Regions from separate parts of the Homo sapiens genome. Here region 2 is linked to region 1. Evidence: read pairs that join two places in POLR2A ChIA-PET (ENCODE). Cell type or tissue: A673. All regions are shown on one strand. Each heading gives the region's core, and the rest is flanking DNA. Links, peaks and the distances in the headings are about the cores only. Region 1 holds the start of ELK1 (ETS transcription factor ELK1). Region 2 has its middle 58 kb from the start of ZNF157.

The links. Peaks named below come from ENCODE experiments on the same cell type or tissue, not always from the same donor. Only the 100,000 strongest peaks of a DNase experiment are listed, where the experiment ranks them.
Region 2: POLR2A ChIA-PET joins it to region 1 with 5 read pairs; 2 of 35 experiments call an interaction of 5 or more read pairs at or near these places.

Annotation. Positions count from the first base shown.
Region 1 is chrX:47,641,025-47,651,848 of GRCh38, reverse strand. ELK1 (ETS transcription factor ELK1) reads left to right here and starts at 1,286. Exons shown (of 7, transcript NM_001114123.3): 1 at 1,286-1,426; 2 at 1,823-1,928; 3 at 10,374-10,617. The coding sequence starts at 10,408. UXT (ubiquitously expressed prefoldin like chaperone) reads left to right here. Exons shown (of 7, transcript NM_004182.4): 7 at 1-53. The coding sequence ends at 7. RefSeq lists a silencer at 1,102-1,511 and a cis regulatory region at 843-1,823. In A673, for the core only: CTCF peaks have their summits at 6,937 and 7,690 (motif pointing right); DNase peaks (open chromatin) are centred at 6,938 and 7,768; H3K27ac peaks cover 349 bases.
Region 2 is chrX:47,307,095-47,317,918 of GRCh38, reverse strand. No RefSeq gene overlaps it. Among named protein-coding and RNA genes, the nearest start is that of ZNF157, 58 kb to the left of the region's middle. RefSeq lists enhancers at 1-591, 5,535-5,829, 5,383-5,883 and a silencer at 5,258-5,317. In A673, for the core only: a CTCF peak has its summit at 5,332 (motif pointing right); a DNase peak (open chromatin) is centred at 5,338.

The DNA of each region.
Region 1 (10,824 bases), core at 5,387-7,886:
CCATTGACTTCTTCCCCCCATCCTCAGACATTAAAGAGCCTGAATGCCTTTGAGTCACATGGCCCTTCTTTTTCCCCATAAACCCTGCTAGTTGCCACGGGGGCCTGTTCCTAGGGCACAAAGTTACTGAGAGACCCAGAGATCCAGTCTCTCTGTGGAACCTCCAAAATGCCCCAGCAGTCCTGCCTCCAGCCTGTTGCCTGGCAGTATTTGCCAGTTGACCTTATGCACTGCCCTCTCTTCTGTCATCTTGGCAACCTGGGCCCCCCACCTCACCCTTTCTTCCATTCCTTTTCCTAGACGCCACCCTTTGAATTGCCATAGAGAATGGGCCAATTCATGGTGGAGGTTTGTTCATTCCCACAACAATCAAAGGGCCCTAAGGTTTACGCTTTCACACACCCAATCATTCCCCAGGTACCCCAAATTACACCCAAACCCTAACTCAGCCCTACCTTGTCTTAGCCCCTGCTTGTAAGTGTTCCAGCTTCCAATGGGCACAGACCTGGATCCCGCTCTCCCTAGTCGGGCCCCTATTCTAGGTTGAGTCCAGCCACCGCCAATCAATGCAGAGCCAGGTTCCTCCCCTTTTTAACTCTGGCCGCAGTTCAACCCTGCCCTCTGAAAGCATTTCGTTTCTGCCACTCAATGCTCTTTCGTGTGCCTGACAGCCATCCTGCCCTCCTACCTCCGCTGTGTTCTAAATTCGTCTTTACCCAGCTCTATGGTCTTGTCTAACCGTAGAGCTGCCCTGCCCGCCTACGCGGAGCCCAGTCCGACCCACTCCCGCCGGCTGCTACGCCCATTTCTATACAAGCCCTGCTTCCGCTGAGCAGCATGGCGTGCGACACCGCCCCCTTGGTGTTTTGGCAGGGGTCTAGAAGTCCCTCGTCCGCCAATCAGAGAAAAACAGGGCCACCCACCCCCGTCCTTGGGGGCTGTCTTCCATCAATCCCATGTAAGCCAATCAGTGTGAGGCAGACCCCCGCCCCCCCGACACAGGCCCCGAGCCTTTTCAGTTGCTCACAGTCCGTCAGTCCTTGAGCCAATCGGCGTGGAGCACCGTGAAGGCCGAACGCGCCTCCTCGGGACTCCAGGGGCCGTGAGCGTTCCATCATTTCCCCTTACGCCAATCACGGCACAGCTCTGTAGGGAAGGGCCCGTCCCCCAACCCCTCGAGGCCTTGCGGCCGATTAATAGCGCTTTGGCCAATCAGCGAGCGGCGGGACATTGGGCTCCTCCTCCTCGGGCCCACGTGAGCTGTAGGGAAACGCAGGGGCGGCTTCTAGGTGCTGCCGCCGCCACCGCCACCACCACCTCCACCGCCGCCTCGGAACCCAGGCCTGGGGGGCGGTGGGGCCGCGTATGGAGCCCCCGCCCCCCGGAGCTGCCAACATTGCCAACGCCACCGCCACGCTACACACAGGTGAGCTCTGGGCCTGGAGGGTGGAGGGCCCAGTCCGTGACCCCACGTATCCTTCCCGCCCCCGCGCAGAGGATGTGGCTTGGCCGGTGGCCTGCTGGTGTTCGACTCCCCGCCGCCACCACCACGGCTGGTGGACCTGCGTGTGGCATTGCTCAAGCCCTTCGTCCCTTATAGTGGATCTGACCGTGGCCTAACCTCCCCCTCCCGTTGTATAATGGATCGGTCTGCGTGCTTATGTTTTTCCCCACGCCAACTTAGGGTGGACTCGTCCATAGGCTTTCCCCCTACCCCTACCCCCACCCGCCCCCCACCCACCCCCACTTATAGGGAGCTAGCCTGTGACAGTGTTCAGCCCCCTTAATAGTAGGTGTATCTGAGTGTTTGGATTTCTCCTAGCCTCAACTTTCAGGAGACCCGTCCGTGGCCTTATTTATTCCACCCTTCCTGTACATCGTAGCGAATCAATCCGTGGCGCCGCACTCCTCCGCATCCCTCTTTAACAGTGAGTCTACCTGAGTTTGTATTCCTGCCTCCTCCAGTCCCCCAATGCATCAGTCCATGGCTTTTTTCAAAACCACCCCCCCCCCCCACCACCACCACCACCATTTTATAGTGGATCAGTCTTCATGTTTGGATTCACGTCCCTTTAGCTATCAGTCCATTGCCCTGTCTCCTCTTTTTCGTAGACTGTCGCTCTAGCGCTTGGGGTTCTCTCCTTTTTAATAGTGGGTTAGTTTAGTGCTTTACATCTCCCTATTTTCAGTAGCTCAGTCCATAGCCTTTTCCCTCTCTGCTTTGAATCAGTCTGTGTGATGGCTTTTCTCTCCTCTCACTGTGGTGCAGGAGTCTGTAAGGTTTTCTGCTCCCCTTCCCCTCAGACGATGAGCCTCATCACCCCTCCCTTTGCAGTGGATCTGTTCATTGGCCTTCCTCCCCCACACCCCTGTATGCTTGCACAGTCCCCCGCATACCCTCCCGTGAGTCCAGTGCTTTGTAATTGGGGGAAGATCGGCCGTGTACTTTCAATTTCCTTCTCTTTTTTTTTCCCTTCCCAGAAGAGAACGTGCTGATCCTCTTTTCCTTGTGATGGAGCACTGTACGGCCTTCCCTGTCCTCCACCTCTTAATAGTGGGTCAGCCTGGTCACACTCGTAACCACAAAGACGTTCTGCCTCACTACAATAAGTGAATACATTAGCGCCAGTGATGATAGTAATGCCAATAGGAGCTAGCGTTTATTGAGCACCTGCCGTATATCAGGCAGAGTGTTTCATATGAATGAGTTCCTTTAATCCTCACCACAACCCCATGAGATAGGTAGTGAGGGAATTGGGCCATAGGGAGGTTAAATTCCTTACTCAAAGGTGGCCCAGGAAGTACTCAGGACACAGGATAATTTTTGAGGCTCCCCTCTTAGATCTCATCCCACCCCACGTGAGGCCTCAGTCCTTAAAAACCAAATTAGTTCTCACCTCCAAGCTTTTGTTCTTGCTGTTCCCTCTGCCTGCAGAGCAGTCTTCATTCCTCACCTTCTCTCAGCACCCACCCACCCCCCAATCCCAGCAGCTGTGTGACCTTAGATGAGTGATTTAACCACTTCCTCTCTGTGCCTTTTTCTTCATTTGTGAAATGGGGGATCAGAACTAGAATCCCTTCCAGTGTAAATAAATATTAACTGTGAATTAATGGTAAAACAAGTAACCTTTCTAGCATTACCGCCTATACCTTCCCACCCCCTTACTGTGCTCCAACCACACTGGTTCCACCACACAGCTCCTCAAACATAGCAGGCATGGGCCAGCCTCAGGGCCTTTGCATTGGCTGTTCTTTGTGCCTTGAACACCACCCCCAGATCTCTGCATGGTTCCTTTCAGCACTCTGTTCAAATACCAACCCCCAAAGGATGTTTACCACACTGTGGTGTGTGGAATGCAGTATAAAAAGATACATGTATGAAAGATGTTTCTAAGAATGCCAGTTTATATATGAGTAAGGGTTTTCCTCCTTTTCAAAAGGATGTGTTCACAAGACTGAGGTACGTAATATGCTCTGTAAAGGCATAGGTATAAAAGCTGTTTCTAAGAGTGCTAGTTGTATATGTGAATAAGGACTGTGTTGTTGCATTGAAAGAATGTGTTCACAAAACTGTGGTGTGTAGCTGGGCACAGGGGTGTGCACTTATAGTCCCAGCTACTCGGGAGGCTGAGGTGGGAGGATAGCTTGAGCCCAGGAGTTCCAGGCCAGCCTGGGCAATATAGCGAGATCCCTTTTTCTGAAAAAAAAAAACCCAAAAAACAACCACTGTGGTGTGTGTAATACACTCTCTTAAAGGCACAGGCGTAAAAGATGTTTCTAAGAGTGATTTGATTTTGTTGTACCTGGGTAGTGTTATTTCATTAAAGGTTGATTGTCACACCATGGTACTTAGAATATACTATACAAAGGCACATGTATAAAAAAGAAGTTCCTAACAATGCTACTTGTAAAAACAAAAAAAGTCAACCCCTCCCTGACCATCTGAAGCTGCACACCCAGCAGGGCTCAAGCCAGGTCCCTGATTTGTCCCGTTGCCCTTTATCACTGTCTGACACACTGTGTGGGTTACTTGTTTGTTGTCTGTCTCTCCTCATTAGAATGTGAGTCCCATGAGGACTCAGTTTTTGTCTGCTCATTCACCGCTATGTCTCCAGCAACTGAAAATGTACCAGGTAAACAGCAGATGCTCAATAAGAATTTATCCCATGAATAAATGGGAAAAAGATAATTTGAGACACCAGTGTAGGGGTCACATGAGGAAGAAGAAGGGATATGAGAGCTAATTAGTTGGGACTGTTCCTGCAACCAACCTTTACTGAGCCCCTTGTGAGTACCAGGCACTCTTCTAGGTGCTGGAATATGGCAAGGAACGAAACAGGGCGAAATATTTGTGCTTGTGGAGCTGACATTTATTAAAAGTTGGGGAGGCTGGGCACGGTGGCTAACACCAGTAATCCTAGCACTTTGGGAGGCTGAGGTGGGTGGATTGCCTGAGCTCAGGAGTTCAAGACCAGCCTGGGCATCACGGTGAAACCCCATCTCTACTAAAATACAAAAAAATTAGCTGGGTGTGGCGGCGTGCGCCTGTAATCCCAGTTACTTGGGAGGCTGAGGCAGGAGAATTGCTTGAACCCAGGAGGCGGAGGTTGCAGTGAGCCAAGATTGCACCATGCACTCCAGCATGGGTGACAGAGCGAGACTCTGTCTCAAAAAAAAAAAAAAAAAAACCCAAGCTGGGGAGACAGACTATGTGAACAAAATAAATAAGTAAAATTAGCATAATAGACAAATGCTGAGAAGAAATAATGAAATAGGGCAGGTAGGAATCGAGTATTGGGGGTGGTTGAAATCTTAGGCATAGGGAAGGTGACTCTTGAATTAGGGCCTCACGGTAGAGACGGAGAGAGCCTTAATGTCTACGGGAAGAGCATACCAGGCAGAAGGAAGTGCCAGTTCAGAGGCCCTGAGGTGGGATGGTGCCTGCCATGTTCAAGGAACATCAAGGCGGCCAGTGTGGCTGGAGCAGAGTGCGGGGAAGGGTAGAAGGTGAGGTCACACAGGTGATGGGAGCCAGATAGTGCAGGTGATACATAGGATAGGATTGCAGGGGCAGGGGGAGAAGGATGACACACTAGCTAATAGCTAATATCTGTGGAGTATCTGCCACACATCAGAGGCACTTTTCTGTTCAAATACCAACCCCCAAAGGATGTTTACCACACGGTGGTGCCTGGAATGCACTACAAAAAGATACATGTGTCAAAGATATTTCTAAGAATGCCAGTTTATATATGAATAAGGATTTTCCTCCTTTTCAAAAGGATATGTTCACAAAACTGAGGTATGTAATATGCTCTATGGAGGCACAGGTATAAAAGCTGTTTCTAAGAGTGCTAGTTGTATATGTGAATAAGGACTGTGTTGTTGCATTGAAAGAATGTGTTCACAAAACTGTGGTGTATAGCTGGGCACAGAGGCTGAGGTGGGAGGATCACTTGAGCCCAGGAGTTCCAGGCCAGCCTGTGCAACATAGTGAGATCCCCGTCTCCGAAAAAAAACCCAAAAAATAACCACTGTGGTGTGCATAATACACTCTCCTAAAGGCACAGGCATAAAAGATGTTTCTAAGAGTGATTTGATTTTCTGGCACCTGGGTAGTGTTATTTCAGTAAATATTCATTGTTAAACACTATGGTGCTTGGAATATACTATACAAAGGCACATGTATAAAAAAGAAGTTCCTAACAATGCTACTTGTAAAAACAAAAAAAAAAGTCAACCCCTCAAGTCTTTTACAGAAGTATTTTACAGAATTGACACAGTTAATCCTCACAGAAGCCTTGGAGGGTAGGTGTACTTTTGAGAATATTTGACTTTGAGAGTAAAATATCCCCATTTTACAGATGAGGAAACAAGCAAAGAGAGGCTGAGTAACTTGCTCAGGGTAACCTTGAGCCAGAATAGCCAGAACAGGGGCAGAGGAACATAAGGCTGAAGACTCAGAAAGAAGAACAGATTTGCAAGGGCAGGCAGGTTATTTGGCACCTTTGATCACGCAGAGGAAGAATGAATTCTTCCTGGAATGCGATGATTGTGTAATTGAGTCCATGAAGTGAGGGAAGAGCTCTCCCTGCGGGGAGAGCAGCCCGTGCTTACCCTCAGAGGTTGGAACTGTCTCGGGAACGGTAGATAGTTCAGGGTGGCTGCCTCAGAGCCTTTGTACACGCCGTTCGCTCCGCCTGAAGGCCCTCCCCCACAGAGGGCAGCCTGGCTTGCTACCTCCCCTCCTTCAGGCCAGGTGTCACTTCCTTGGGGAAGAACTCCTTGTACACCCTGTGTAAAAACAGCATTCCTGTCACTCTCTAGGATCTTACCCTTCTCTGTTTCTCTTCATGGAGAACTGGTGGTGTAAGGCGATTGCTCACTAGAGCCAAACCACTTAGGTTTTGAATTCCGGCTCTGCCAACTTCCAGCTGTGTGACTTGGGGCAGGTTACTTCTCTGTACCTCCATTGCCTCATGTGGAAAATGGGGGAAATGATAATCCCCACCCTTTAACGGTGGTTTGAGGATTCAATGAGTTAAATGATTCAAAGAGTGTGCAGCCCACGGTAAGGATCGTATGCCTGGCTTGCATTTTTAAATTATTAAAATGTATTCATAGCATACCCGTAGATGTCTGACAGGCCTCTGAAACTGACCATCTCCAAAACTGGTGTGACCCCCCTCAAAACTTACTCTCCTGCAAGGCTCCCACCTCAGCTGACCACAATGCTGTCTTTGTGGGTGATTAGGCCACAAACCTAGACTCACCCTGGACCCTTCTCTCACCTCCCCCGGGCATGCTATCTGTCAGCAAGTCCTATTCTGTGTTCAGGCTTTCTCCAGACCCCAGCTACTTCTCGCCAGCCCCACTGCTACCACCATCATCTACCGCAGTGGCTTCTTCAGCCCCAACAGTCTGTTCTTCTCACAACCGCCAGGGGGATCCTGTTGAAATCTCAGTCACAGCCTGTCATCCCTCTGTTCACAACCCTCTTGTGGCTCCTGTCTCACTCAACATCCTGACAGCACCCGAAAAAGCCTGGCTCAGTCTGGCCCCCGTCACTCTGTTCTCCTCTCCCGCTGCCTCCCTCCTCTCCCCCGAACCCATGTCAGCCTCCTCTCCCCATGTCACCTGCCAGGCACTCTCCAGCCTTGGGCCCTTCACACCGGCTGCCGCTTCCACCTGGCTTGCTGCTCTCAGATACTCACGAGCTCAGTTCCTTCACCTCCTTTTGGTCTCTGCCCAGTTGTCCCCTCCTTGGCGACTACTCTCCCCTGACTCTCCATGTAAAAGTAACAGCTCTCCCCTGCTTGATTTTTTTCCCATAACCCTTACCACCATCTGACGCACTCTTGTACATGTTTGCCTTTTTTCTCATCTGCCTTTCCTGCTAAGATGTGAGCTCCTCTGGAGCAGGGATTGTTGTCTGTTGCGTTCTCGACTGTATCCGCAGCACCTGGCCCACAGTATGCACTCACCAAATGCTTGCTAAGTGAAGGAGATGGAAAGAAGTAAACATATCTAAGCAAGGCAGATTACTAGAACTCTTATGAGGGGTCAAGTGGGAGAAATAACAAAATACAAAGCCCTGTGTGCTGTTGAAGCTGGAAGCCCACCGTCACCTTTCACTCAGCTGATAGGTTCTGTTGCAGCTGAAAGAAGAACTGGTAAAATTGCCTGTCTTTGCCACCAGGAGTCACTCTGAACTCTTTGGACTTCTGAAACAAGCCTGCCTGCAAAACAAATTCAGTGAGGTCTCTGGTGACAGGACTCTCTAATCGGACACTTCATGGCTTTGTGACTTGTATAATTGAACAGGAAGCTCATGTTTATTTCCAGTTTGCTCTCAGGAAAGAAAGCAGTAATGGGGTGACAGGGAGGATCCTGTTCTTTGAAGGACATGCTGAGAGGGAATAGTCGGTGTGAGGGGCCGTTTAGCCTAATGGTGAAATGCTTAGTCAACTGGAACCTGACTGCCTGGCTCCAAATGCTGGCTTTGCCACATGTGGCCTGTGGAAGGTACGTAGACATTTGTGCCTCCGCTGCCTCATTTATAAGTTAATGACAGGAAGACTACCTACTTCTCAGAGGCATGATCAGGGATAAATAAGTCAATGCCCATTAAAAAAAAAAATAACAGTACAGGTGTACATGCCCTTACCCAAAACCCCTGGGGCCAGATGTGTTTCAGAATTTCCATTTCTTCACATTTCAGAAAGGTAACATGATGCATATACGATGTTACATAACACCCCTTAGTAAGCTCTGTAATCGGCTGTGTTCATATTTCTGCAGCAAAATGTATGAACACTCGCAATAAGTGAGATTCAATAAAGACCAGAAAGGGCCTTGTTTCATTTCAAATCAGGTTTTGCCACCAAAAGAGTTAAAAGAAGCTTTCTGCCCTTAGAGCATTTTGGATGTTGGAATGGCAGATAAGGGACTATGAACAAATCAGAAACTAATATTTAGAGCTTATCATACACCTCAGGCATATAATATTTAATCTGTACAATATCTCTGTGAACTAGGTATTGTTATCCCCATTTTACTAATGGGCATATCATTATCCCTGTTTTACACATGAGAAAATTGAGGTACAAAGAGGTTAAAGAATATCAGCCAAGCGTGGTGCCTCATGCCTGTAATCCTAGCACTTTAGGAGGCCAGGGAGAGAGGATTGCTTGAGCCCAGGAGTTCAAGAACAGCCTGGGCAACATAGTGAGACCCCATTTCTTAAAAAAAGAAAAAGAATATGCCCAGGGTCACACAGCTAATAAGTGGCAGAACCAGGATTCAAACACTGGCAATCTGGCCCTAGTGCCTGGGCAGTTGTCCAGCAGGCCATATTGCCTCTCTGCTTAGAAGAGTGCCTGATGTGTATTAAGCTCTCAATAGATGTTAATTATTGCTGTCATCAAGAAAGAGAATATTCAGGGCCGAGCACGGTATCTCACACCTGTAATCCTAGCACTTTGGGAAGCCAAGGTGGGAGGTGGGTGGATCACTTGAGGTCAGGAGTTCAAGACCAGTCTGGCCAACATGGTGAAACCATGTCTCTACTAAAAATACAAAAATTAGCCGGGCGTGGTCGTGGGTACCTGTAATCCCAGCTATGCGGGAGGCTGAGGCATGAGAATCGCTTGAACCTGGGAGGCAGAGGTTGCAGTGAGTCAAGATTGTGCCACTATACTGCGCTCCAGCCTGGGCAACAGAGAGAGACTCCATCTCAAAAAAAAAGAAAAAAAAAAAAAGAACGAGAACATTCAGGGACAGTAACAGGACAGAGAGATCAGGCATTCATTCAGTTTTAGGACGGCTTCATAAAGGAAAGGACCTTTGGGCTGGGACTTGAAAGATAAGAAAGACTGCTAGGCGAAAGAAGGAAGCCCCACGTGGAGTGAGCAGCCTTTGCAAGGGTCTGGCAAAAAAAAAACCTCCTGAAAAACTTGACATTGATATGGTAGAAGATACAGATAATATTCAAATGAGGAGGATGGAACTAGTTTTCTATTCTTGCTGTAACAAATAATCACAAATTTAGCTGCTTAAAACAACACATTTGTTATCTTACAGTTCTGTAGGTCAGAAGTCCCACACTGGTCTCAGCTGAAATCAAGGTATTGGCAGGGTTGCGTTCCTTCTGGAGGCTCTAGGGGAAAATCCATTTCCTGCTCATTCAAGTTGTTGGCAGAATCCAATTCCTTGAGATTGTAGGACTGAAGTCCCTGTTTCCTTACTGTCTGTCAGCTGACAGCCATTCCCAGCTTTAAGAGGCTGCCCACAGTCCTTGATTCTGAGCCTCCTTCCTCCATCTTCAAAGCCAACAATGGCAGGTTGAGTCCCTCTCACATTTTGAATCTCCCCTGCCTCTTCTGTCATCACATCTCTGAGCTACCTTTCTTTCTCCATCATCTGCTTTTCAGAGCTCATATGATTAGATTGAATTTCATCAAATAATCCAGAAATAATCTCCCTGTCTTAGGGTTTGTAACCTTAATTTCATCTGCAAAGTTCCTTTCTGCTATGTAGTGTAAATAACATACAGGTTCCGAGGATTAGGATGCGGAGCAGGGTTGGCATCATTTGGCCTACCACAGTCTGCCCTCTGACCCCCACAGATTCACATTTGTTTCACATTCAAAATACATTCACACCATCCTAAGATACCCATGAGTTGTATCCCATCACAGGGAGCATCCCAAGCAAGACTGGGGAGCTAGAAGTTAGTCTGGGAAGGTTTAGGGAATGATGGTAGGGTTTGAAGACAGAGATGGAGAAAAGATGACAAAAAAAGGAATCCTCCTCCCGCTGACCTCTGCCCCTCCTATGTCCACAGCCTCTCAACTCAGCTGTTTGCTCTCCAGGTACCCCTGGGATGGCGTGAGCACTCCCCCAGCGATGGACCCATCTGTGACGCTGTGGCAGTTTCTGCTGCAGCTGCTGAGAGAGCAAGGCAATGGCCACATCATCTCCTGGACTTCACGGGATGGTGGTGAATTCAAGCTGGTGGATGCAGAGGAGGTGGCCCGGCTGTGGGGGCTACGCAAGAACAAGACCAACATGAATTACGACAAGCTCAGCCGGGCCTTGCGGTACTACTATGACAAGGTACAGTCTCTCAGACCAGGGCTGGAACCCCCCCCTGACATTTATATCAGAGATTTTATTTTGTTTTAATTGCCATAGCTATGACTTTGAAAGCAATGTTAAAATTTATCAGTTTTTAACCCATCCATTGGTACCCTAAGACCAGTATTGGGCCCCTAAACACTATCTCACCTACTTTCTTGTCTTACTGCTTTGGCGAAAACCACC
Region 2 (10,824 bases), core at 4,297-6,796, 330 kb after region 1:
CCAGGTGCAAAATGTAATCAAGGCCTGAAGTAAAAATAGGGAACACTCTTAGCCAGGTTCCCTGTACTATGAGGCCCGCTGCATGCGCACCTCCTGGCCCATACACCCTGACCCCAGGGAAACCTTTTCTTGACAACTGGAACCAAGATCTTGGTGTTCTTTTGCAAAGTCAGAGCTTGTTAAATTGGAGTATAGGTTGGGCGTGGTGGCTCACACCTGTAATCCCAGCACTCTGGCAGGCTGAGTGGGGGGTGGATAACTTGAGCCCAGGAGTTCAAGACCAGCCTGGGCAACGTGGTGAAATGCTGTCTCTACTAAAAATACAAAAATTAGCTGGGCATGGTAGTGCCCGGTTGTAATCCCAGCACTTTGGGGGGCTGAAGCAGGAGGATTGCTTGAAGCCAGGAGTTCAAGACCAGCCTAGGCAACATAGTGAGACCCCTGTCTCTACAAAAATAAAAATCAATAAATTAATTTTTTTAAAAAGCAGTGAGCAGCTGGGCACGGTGGCTCATGCCTGTAATCCCAGCACTTTGGGAGGCCAAGGCAGCAGATCACCTGAGGTTGGGGGTTCGAGACCAGCCTGGCCAGCATGGTGAAATCCCATCTCTACTAAAAATACAAAAATTAGCTGGGCGTGGTGGCAGGCGCCTGTAATCCCAGCTACTTGGGAAGCTGAGGCAAGAGAGTTGCTTGAACCCGGGAGGTGGAGGTTGTGGTAAGCCAAGATGGTGCCATTGCACTCCAGTCTGGGCAATAGGGGGAGACCCCATTGAAAAAAAAAAAAAAGCAGTAAGCATGAGATGTGTCAGGGGGTTGAGAGACATTTGAAGAAAGTAAATCCTAGGGTTGGAGGACTGATAAGATGTAGGAACTGAAGATTACAGGGACAGTATCAAATCTGTTTTGAACAAGATGAGTTTGATGTATCTTTGTGACATCCAGATAGAGCTGTCCATCAAATAGTTATATAAAAGGGCTAAGGGCAGCATTTCCCAAAATGGTTGCCACAAAAGATAGTCCCCCAGGGCACCAGCAAATGTTAAAGGGAAAGCGGTGGGAGGGCTCTCCAGGGTCAAAAAAGTTAGGGAAAATTTTGGTTAAACAGGTGCAGAGCCTTTAAGATGCTAATATCTACTGGGAAATTCCAAGAGTAAGGGCATTCATTACTTATTTTTAGAGATTGTGTGTGTAGTGGGGGCGGGGTGTCTCACTTTGTTGCGCAGGCTGGTCTTGAACTGCTAGCCTCAAGCGATCCTCCCACCTCGACTTCCCAAAGTGTTGGGATTACAGGCATGAGCCACCATATCTGCCCCCTGAAAACTGTTTTGACCATGAACCGGTTTCTCTTTCCATAGAGTATCTAGGGGGACTCACGTTCCAAAGAACCGTTTCTGCAATGCTTGTTTTGAGCCTAGGAGAGAAAAGTGCATAACAGCATGGGGCAGCCCCTGCGTTACCATGGGAACAGAAGGCATGGCAGCAAGGAGATCAATAAACAGCCCCTGGAGTGAAAAGAAAGGAGGGCTGCAGACAAAGGCAGAAGCCGAGAGAAAGCCTAAGGAAGGCTGCCTAGATGGCTGGCCACCGCGCTTGGACGGGAGTCAGGAAACAAGAGCGTCTGGGAAGCTTATCTGTATGAAATCATTTTTTCCCAGGCCATTTTCCTCTTCATCGTTTATTCTTTCTGTTGATTTGTAAAACCTTTCACTGAAGCTTTTATCAGAAAAATGTACAAAGCAGCAGGACAGTAGCCATGGAAGCCAAAATCCACTAAGGAGTGGAGTGTGTAACCACTCACCTGCCAGGAAAAAAATATATACACAACCCATGGGTCCAACTGACCGAATTATTCCAAAGTGAATACACATTCCCCACAGTGACAATGCTTAGGTCAAGGAACAGAACATCACCAGCACCCCCGGAACCTCCCTTTGTGTCCTTCCCAAGCATTTGCTCCTACCCTCACTTGTTGCACCGTAGATTCATTTTGTCTGTTCTTTTTTTTTTTTTTTTTTGAAACGGGGTCTCCCAGGCTAGAGTACAGTGCAGTGGCGTGAGCTGAGATCACTGCAACCTCTGCCTCCCAGGTTCAAGCGATTCTCCCGCCTCAACCTCCTGAGTATCTGGGATTACAGGTCCATGCCACCACTCCCCATTAATTTTTTTTGTATTTTTAGTAGAGACGAGGTTTCACCATGTTGGCCAGGCTGGTCTCGAACTCCTGGCCTCAAGAGATCTGCCCGCCTTGGCCTCCCAAATTGCTGGGATTACAGGCATGAGCCACCAAGCCCAGCACTCCCTGTGCTTTTTAATGTATCCGTATAAGAAAATTTAGTTTTATGACAATATTGCCAGCAATACAAAGTATATTTTTAATCCAGACTCCTGAGGACAAGAATCTGAATTTATCCTGCATAGAAGATTAGAGAAGAAATAAACAAGTAACCATGTGTTAAAAGACATTTAGACATTTGGATAGTAACGTTGATTTAAATATAATTCTCTGGCAATGGAAAGTTGTTTTGTTTACAGCCCTTGAGGGTTTGCAAAAAGTCACTATGGTCGGGTGCAGTGGCTCACGCCTATAATCCCAGCACTTTGGGAGGCCGAGGCGGGAGGATCACCTGAGGTCAGGAGTTCAAAACCAGCCTGACCAATATGGCGAAAGCCTGTCTCTACTAAAAATACAAAATTTAGCTGGGCATGGTGGTGCGCGTCTGTAATCCCAGCTACTCGGGAGGCTGAGGCAGAAGAATCGTTTGAACCCGGGAGGTGGAGGCTGCAGTGAGTTGAGATCGTGCCACTGCACTCCAGCCTGGGCAACAGGGCGAGACTCTGTCTCAAAATAAATAAATAAGTAAATAAATAAATAAATAAATACTGATAAGATTCTAAGCTATAAGGCCTGTCTCATTGTATAAATTGTATGTGGAGGGCTCTAGCCAGGTGCCCTGGCAGCCTGGCATTTCTCCGCATAGGCTACAGAGTCAAAGCTTGGGAGCAGTCACCTGAATCCTGGTGGCATGCCCTGGCATCTTCGCCTGGAACACAGCAGTCCTGTGAAGAGCTATCACAAAGCTGTTTCTCATCTGCCTCCCTGGTTCTTTTTTTTGAGACAGGGTCTTGTTCTGTCACCTAGGCTGGAGTGCATGATCACGGCTCACTGCAGCCTTGACTTCCTGGGCTAAAGCAATCCTCCCACCTTGGCCTCCTGAGTAGCTGGGACTATCGGTGCATGCCACTACGCCTAGTTAATTTTTGTATTTTTTTGTAGACACAGGGTTTCACCATGTTACCCAAACCGATCTCAAATTCCTGGGCTCAGCTGGGTGCAGTGGCTCACGCCTGTAATCCCAGCACTTTGGGAGGCCGAGGTGGGTGGATCACCAGAGGTCAGAAGTTTGAGACCAGCCTGGCCAACATGGTGAAACCTTGTCTCTACTAAAAACACAAAAATTAGCCAGGTGTGGTGGTGGGTGCCTGTAATCCCAGCTACTCGGGGGGTTGAGGCAGGAGGACTGCTTGAAACTGGGAGGTGGAGGTTGCAGTGAGCCAAGATCACACCACTGCACTCCAGCCTGGGTGACAGAGAAAGATTCCGTCTCAGAAAAAAAAAAAAAAAAACTCCTGGGCTCAAGCGATCTACCTGCCTCAGCCTCCCAAAGTGTTGGGATTACAGGTGTGAGCCACTGCACCCAGCCTGTCTCTCTGGTTCTGATGACACAGGGGACTTTCTGCCTCAGCAGGCCTGCCCCTTAGGGTACAGTGGAAGATTTCACTGTAATTCTCAATTCCATTTTTTTTTTTTTTGAAACAGAGTCTTGCTCTGTCACCCAGGCTGGAGTGCAGCGGCACAATCTCAGTTCACTGCAACCTCTGCCTCCCGGGTTCAAGCAATTCTAGTGTCTCAGCCTCCCAAGCAGCTGGGACTACAGGCATGAGCCACCACACCCGGCTAATTTTTTGCATTTTTAGTAGAGACGGGGTTTCACCATGTTGGCCAGGCTGGTCTTGAACTCCTGGCCTCAAGTAATCCACCCACCTCAGCCCCCCAAAGTGCTGGGATTACAGGCGTGAGCCACCGCACCCAGCTGACTTCATTGTAATTTTTAAGACGGCTTGGCTGTAGTTTAGAGGAGGGTCATCCACAACAAAGTGAGCCACCATGCATGTTTTGTGTCATCTAGTTGAGTGTCATCCTCTGGGATGACACAATGACCTTGCTTTTACTGTGTGAACATAATAAATCCTTATGCGGCTGGGCAAGGTGGCTCACACTTGTAATCCTTAACACTTTGGGAGGCTGAGGCAGGAGGAATGTTTAAGTCCAGAAATTCAAGACCAGCTGAAGAAGCATAGCAAGACCCCATCTCTACAAAAAATAAAAATAGAATTGTCAGGCGTGGTGGCACATACCTGTAGTCCCAGCTACTCGGGAGGCTGAGGTGGGAGGGTCACTTGAGCCTGGGAGGTCGAGGCTGCAGTGAGCCGTGATTGTGCTACTGAACTCATGCCTGGGTGACAGAGTGAGACTGTGTCTGAAAAAAAATAAATAAAAATAAAAATGAGTTTGTTGTCTCCTTACCAGCTGAATCTAAAGAAATGTGACAAGCCAACTTTACTGTGCTGCTGCTTAACAACTGCTTGGCCGCTTGACAAATTGGCATCCAACGTGAAGCCAAGTAAGGTCACAATGTCTTTTTGGAGAGAAGACAGAGGAGCTCTGCAAGCCAAGTTAAGGGCAATGGGGAGACACCCCCCAACCCTGCCCCCCCCCCCCACCGCCCAGGTCTGATCACACATGCTTTCTTTCTCTTTTTAGGGCACTGCTACATGTAAAAAGCACTCATAGGGAAAACTCTACTACCATTTGTCACCAGTGGGTGAGTTCTCAGTGCAAGTGCCTCTACCCTCTGATGTCTGGAGCTTTCACTACATAGCTGATGTTCCGTTGGGTGGCAATTCAAAAGCATTAGTCTCGGCTGGGTGTAGCGGCTCACACCTGTAATCCTAGCACTTTGGGAGGATGAGGCGGGTGGATCACTTGAGGTCAGGAGTTCAAGAACAACCTGGTCAACATGACGAAACCCCGTTTCTACTAAATGTACCAAAAAATTAGCCAGGCATGATGATGGGTGCCTGTAATCACAGCTACTCGGGAGGCTGAGACAGGAGAATCACTCGAACCCGAGAGGTGGAGGGTGCAGTGAGCTGAGATCACGCCACTGCACTCCAACCTTGGTGACAGAGTGAGACTCCATCTCAAAAAAAAAAAAAAGCCTTAGTCTCACAGCCCGAACCAAGGTGTTGTCGCGCCTCCACCAGCAGGGGTAGCTGGTCAACCCCAACAAAATCCAGAGTCCTGCTTGCCAAGTAAAGTTTCTTATAGCGAATCTGCAGGGGTGGATTCAAAATACTCAGCTCTCTGGAAGCCAAAATGGGGAAAAGATGCTGTTTGTTACAAAGTAGAGAACTCTACATTTCTGATTCGGATGCCAGACCATTAGTCCATTAGTCTTTTGGTTACAGAGTCCCCATTACACTAGGCATTGGCCCCCACCTGCTCCTAATAGATTGACCACATCGAACCTGTGACACCCTCTCAGGTTCTCAGGGGTGCCTCACCATGGTTGATACTGTTACAGTAGGTAGTCAGGCAGACACGAGCAGGGCAGGAGCGCCCCCACCCCCACCCCCAGGAATGTCAGGCGACCATCAGGTGACAGTCAGGCGGTTGTTAAACTGTTTTTCTAAAATGGTAATTGGTTGAGGTTGGCACCAGGGAAAGGTGGTCTCCCAATAAATAGAAAACACCTGAAGCTGGTGAACAGCAGCTTTCTGATAAGATTCCAGGAGTTGGGCGAATGGGCTCAATCATGCGCACTAAGAGGCGGAGTTTAACTGGTATCTGACCTTTCGGCTGGTAAGGGAAGAATGCCTCAAGTGAGCTTGCGTACAACTCCAGTAAACACAGTGTGCATGTGGCCCCTTCTAGGTGCTGGCAGGCCACTGTGCATGGGGACAGCCCACCCCAAGGGAAGAATCATGGGAGAAGGGACGCAAGACCCTGGAAGCATGCTGAAGTATAAAACCCCAAGTCAAAGGTCAAACCATGCACTTGACTCTTTAGTCACCCACTTTGCCCTCTTCCAAGTGCACTTTACTTCCTTTTGTTCCTGCTCTAGAGCTTTTTAATAAACTTTTGCTCCTGCTCTAAAACTTGCCTCAGTCTCTCCTTCTGCTTTATGCCCCTCAGTTGAATTCTTTCTTCTTATGAGGCAAGGATTGAGGTTGCCGCAGACCCACACGGATTCGCCACTGTGAAGGATACTTGTTCAAACTGTGTTATGTTTTACTTGATGGACACACACTCAAGTGGTTTGAACTGATGCTGCTAAAAGTACCGTAATAGTCTGGGCGTAGTGGCTCAAGCCTGTAATCCCAGCACTTTGGGAGGCTGAGGCAGGCAGATCACCTGAGGTCAGGAGTTCAAGACCAGCCTGGCCAACATGGTGAAACCCCGTCTCTACTAAAAATACAAAAAAATTTAGCCAGGCATGGTGGTGCACACCTGTAATCCCAGCTACTTGGGAGGCTGAGGCAGGAGAATCACTTGAACCCGGGAGGCGGAGGTAGCCATGAGCCAAGATTGCTCCACTGCATTCTAGCCTGGGCAATAGAGGAAGACTCAGTCTCCAAAAAAAATAAATAAATAATAAAAGTACTGTAATAATAGATGTGTAATACTGCTCCTGGTTTTCTTGTTTTTTTTTGAGACAGGGTCTCACTCTGTTGCCCAGGAGAGTGCAGTGCACAATCATGGCTCACTGCAGCCTCGACTTCCCAGGCTCAAGCGATCCTCCTGCCCAGCCTCCTGAGTAGCTGGGACTACAGGTGTGCACCATCATGCCCAGTTAATTTTTGTATTTGCTGTACAAACATAGTCTCACTATGTTGCCCAGGCTGGTGTCAAACTCTTGGATTCAAGCAATTCTCCCACCCCAGCTTCCCAAAGTGTTGGCATTACAGGCATGAGCCACTATGCCCTGCCTTCTCCTGATTATATGAGATGTTCTCAATGGAGGAATGCTACAATTAAAACAGCAGCTGTGGGATAGAACACAAGCAGGAGTCCACCTGGCTTCCTCCACCCAGCCATGAGGTATCAGTAAAATAACACAAGATGGAGGAGGGGTGTGGAGAAGATCACTGTATTAAACAAAAACCTAATAGAGATGGCAGTGCTCTGAATAAAAAAATCCAACGGGCTATACAGAGTGCCATCACACTTGGGCCGATCAGGCCTAATGGGCCTTTTGAATGCCAGGGACTGACAATTATGCAGACTGGAAGCTATGGCAAAAAGAAGTTGCCACTATGCCATGCTGCCCCCTGGGATTTTGCATATGGCACTTGCCTTGATACATGGAGATTCCTGAGGCTAACAGGATCTGATTCACAGACAGATCAACTAAGTGAAAGTCTGATGAGGTGCCCTGAGCCATTTGCAGCAGTGCAACCACACACACACAAAAAAACTCTGTTTAAAACTTTGCAGCCTGGGCAAAATTGTGAGACCCCATCTCTACAAAAAATAAAAATTTAGCCAGGCATAGTAGTGCGTGCCTGTAGTCCCAGCTACTCGGAGGCTGAGGCAGGAGGATTGCTTGACCCCAGGAGGTTGAGGCTGCAGTGAGCTGTGATTGTGCCACTCCACTCAGCTTGGGTAACAGAGTGAGAACCCGTCTCAAAACAAAAACAAAAACGAAAACAAAAAACTTTGCATCATGCAGACCCAGGGGAAGGGGAGAAGACCTTCTACTCCTAAGTCCAGCACCAAGGCAAATGGAGCAGAAGGCCTACCAACACCCGAAGCTGAAAAAAGTCCTCCCACCTCCCAACTCCACATCTTCCATCCCCTACCCAGCAGCACCAGATGGAACCAGGGAAGCAACATCTGCCCCTGGCACCAATAAAGACTGAGATAACGCCCTAATGGAACCAGGCAAATGAAACAGACCAGAAGGACACTGTAAGGTCTCTGTAAACAAAATTGTCATCGGAGGCTGGGTGTGGTGGCTCACACCTGTAATCCCAGCACTTTGGGAGAGTGAGGTGGGAGGATCACTTGAGCCCAGGAGTTTCAGACCAGCTCAGGCAGCATAGCAAGACCTCGTCTCTACTAAAAATTAAAATATTAACCAGGCATGGTGGCACGTGCCTATAGTCCCAGCTACTCAAGAGGCTGAAGAAGGAGGGTCCCTTGAACACAGGAAGTCAAGGCTGCAACAAGCTATGATCATACCACTGCACTCCAGCCTGGGCAACAGAGCAAGATCTTGTCTCTACGAATTTTTTTTAATTGTCATTGGAACCTGAATGCTAAACCTAAACAGAATGACTGCCTACTAAAATAGAGATTTAAATAGGACCCTGAATGTCCTAGCATATAGACGAAATGTCCAGGATACAATAAAAAATCAGATGTCATAACAAAACCCAGAGAAATCACAATGTAAATGAAAGGAGACCATCAATAGAAGCCAATAGTGGCTGGGCAGGGTGGCTCACAGCTATAATCCCAGCATTTTGGGAGGCCAAGGCAGGCGGATCACTTGAGCCCCGAAGTTCAAGACCAGCCTGGACAACATGGTGAAACCTCATCTCTACAAAAAAAAAAAAATAAACAAACAGAAAAATTAGCCAGGCGTGGTGGCACATGCCTGTAGTCCCATCTACTCAGGAGGCTGAGCTGGGAGGATCACCTGAGCCCAGGTTAAGTTGAGGCTGCAGTGAGCCATGATTGTGCCACTGCACTCCAGCCTAGGCAACAGAGTAAGACTCTGTCTCAAAAAAACAAAAACAAAAACAAAACAAACAAACAAACAGGCCAGGTGCAGTGGCTCACACCTGTAATCCCAGCACTTTGGGAGACCGAGGCGGGTGGATCACTTGAGGTCAGGAGTCCGAGACCAGCCTGACCAACATGGTGAAACCCCCGTCTCTACTAAAAATACAAAAATGAGCCGGGTGTGGTGGCAGGCACCTGTAATCTCAACTACTCAGGAGGCTAAGACAGGAGAATCGCTTGAACCTGGGAGGCAGAGGTTGCAGTGAGCCAAGATCATGCCACTGTACTCTAGCTTGGGTGATAGAGCAAGACTCAGTCTCAAAAAAAAAGCCAAAAAACAAAACAGAGAAACAGAAGCCAATAACAAGATGAATCAGATGCTGGAATTATCTGACAAGGATTTTAGAGTAGTCATCATAAAAATGATTCAATAAGGAATTACAAATAAACTGGAAACAAAAGAAGAAATAGAAATCCTTGTGCCAGGCGTGGTGGCTCACGCCTGTAATCCCAGCACTTTGAGAGGCCAAGGCAGTTGAATCATTTGAGCCCAGGAATTTGAGACCAGCCTGGGCAACATGGTGAAGCCCCACCTCTACAAAAAATACAAAAAGTAGCCAGGTATGATGGTGTGCACCTGTGGTCCCAGCTACTTGAGAGGCTAAGCTAGGAGAATCAATTGAGCCCAGTAGGTTGAAGCTGCAGTGAGCTGTGACTGCACCACTGCACTCCAGCCTGGTCAATAGAGTGAGACCCTGTTAAAAAATAAATAAATAAATAAATGAAAAAAAAAACAAGAAGGAAAATCTCACCATATAGATGATATAGAAAAAGAACCAAATAGAAATGATAGAAATAAAAATTATAAATGAAAGTTAAAACTGATCAGGTGCGGTGGCTCACGCTTGTAATCCCAGCACTTTGGGAGGCCTAGGCGGGCAGATCACATGGTCAGGAGTTCGAGACCAGCCTGACCAAGGTGGTGAAACCCCTTCTCTACTAAAAATACAAAAATTAGCCGGGTGTGGTTGCACACATCTGTAATCCCAGCTACTCAGGAGGCTGAGTCAGAAGAATTGCTCAAACCCAGGAGGCAGGGGTTGCAGTGAGCCAAGATCGCGCCATTGCACTCCAGCCTGGGCGACAGAGGGAGATTCTTAAAAAAAAAAAAAAAAAAAAAGTAGGCGCTGTGGTTCACGCCTGTAATCCCAACATTTTGGGAGGGCGAGGTGGGTGGATCACCTGAGGTCGGGAGTTCGAGACCAGCCTGACCAAAATGAAGAAACCCTGTCTCTACGAAAAATACAAAATTAGCCAGGCATGGTGGCGCATGCCTGCAATCCCAGCTACCCAGGAGGCTGAGGCAGGAGAATCACTTGAACCTGGGAGGCAGAGGTTGTGGTAAGCCGAGATCGCGCCATCGCACTCCAGCCTGGGCAAAAAAAAAAAAAAGTTAAAACTAATGCAAAGGGTTCAATGGCAGGATGAACGTGACAGAGAAGTGACTTGGCAGACAGAACAGTAGAAATTGTCCAATCTCATCAACAGGGGCAAAATACACTAAAAAAAGATGGACAGTCTCAGAGACCTACAGAGCAATAACAAAGATCTAAGATTTATATCACTAGACTGGACTTCTACAAGTAGACAAGAAACAGAGTAGTGATGAAAAAATATTGGAAGAAATAATGGCTGAAAGTTTCATATATATATATATATTTTTTTAATTTTTTTTTCTCGAGACAGAGTCTCCCTTTGTTGCCCAGGTTAGAGTGCAGTGGTGCTATCTCAGCTCACTGCAACCTCTGCCTCGTGGGCTCAAACAATTCTCCTGCCTCAGCCTCCTGAGTAGCTGGGACTACAGGCGTGTGCCACCACGCCCAGCTAATTTTTTTTTTTTTTTCAGTAGAGACGTGGTTTCACCATGTTGACCAGGCTGGTCTCAAACTCTTGACCTCAGGTGATCCACT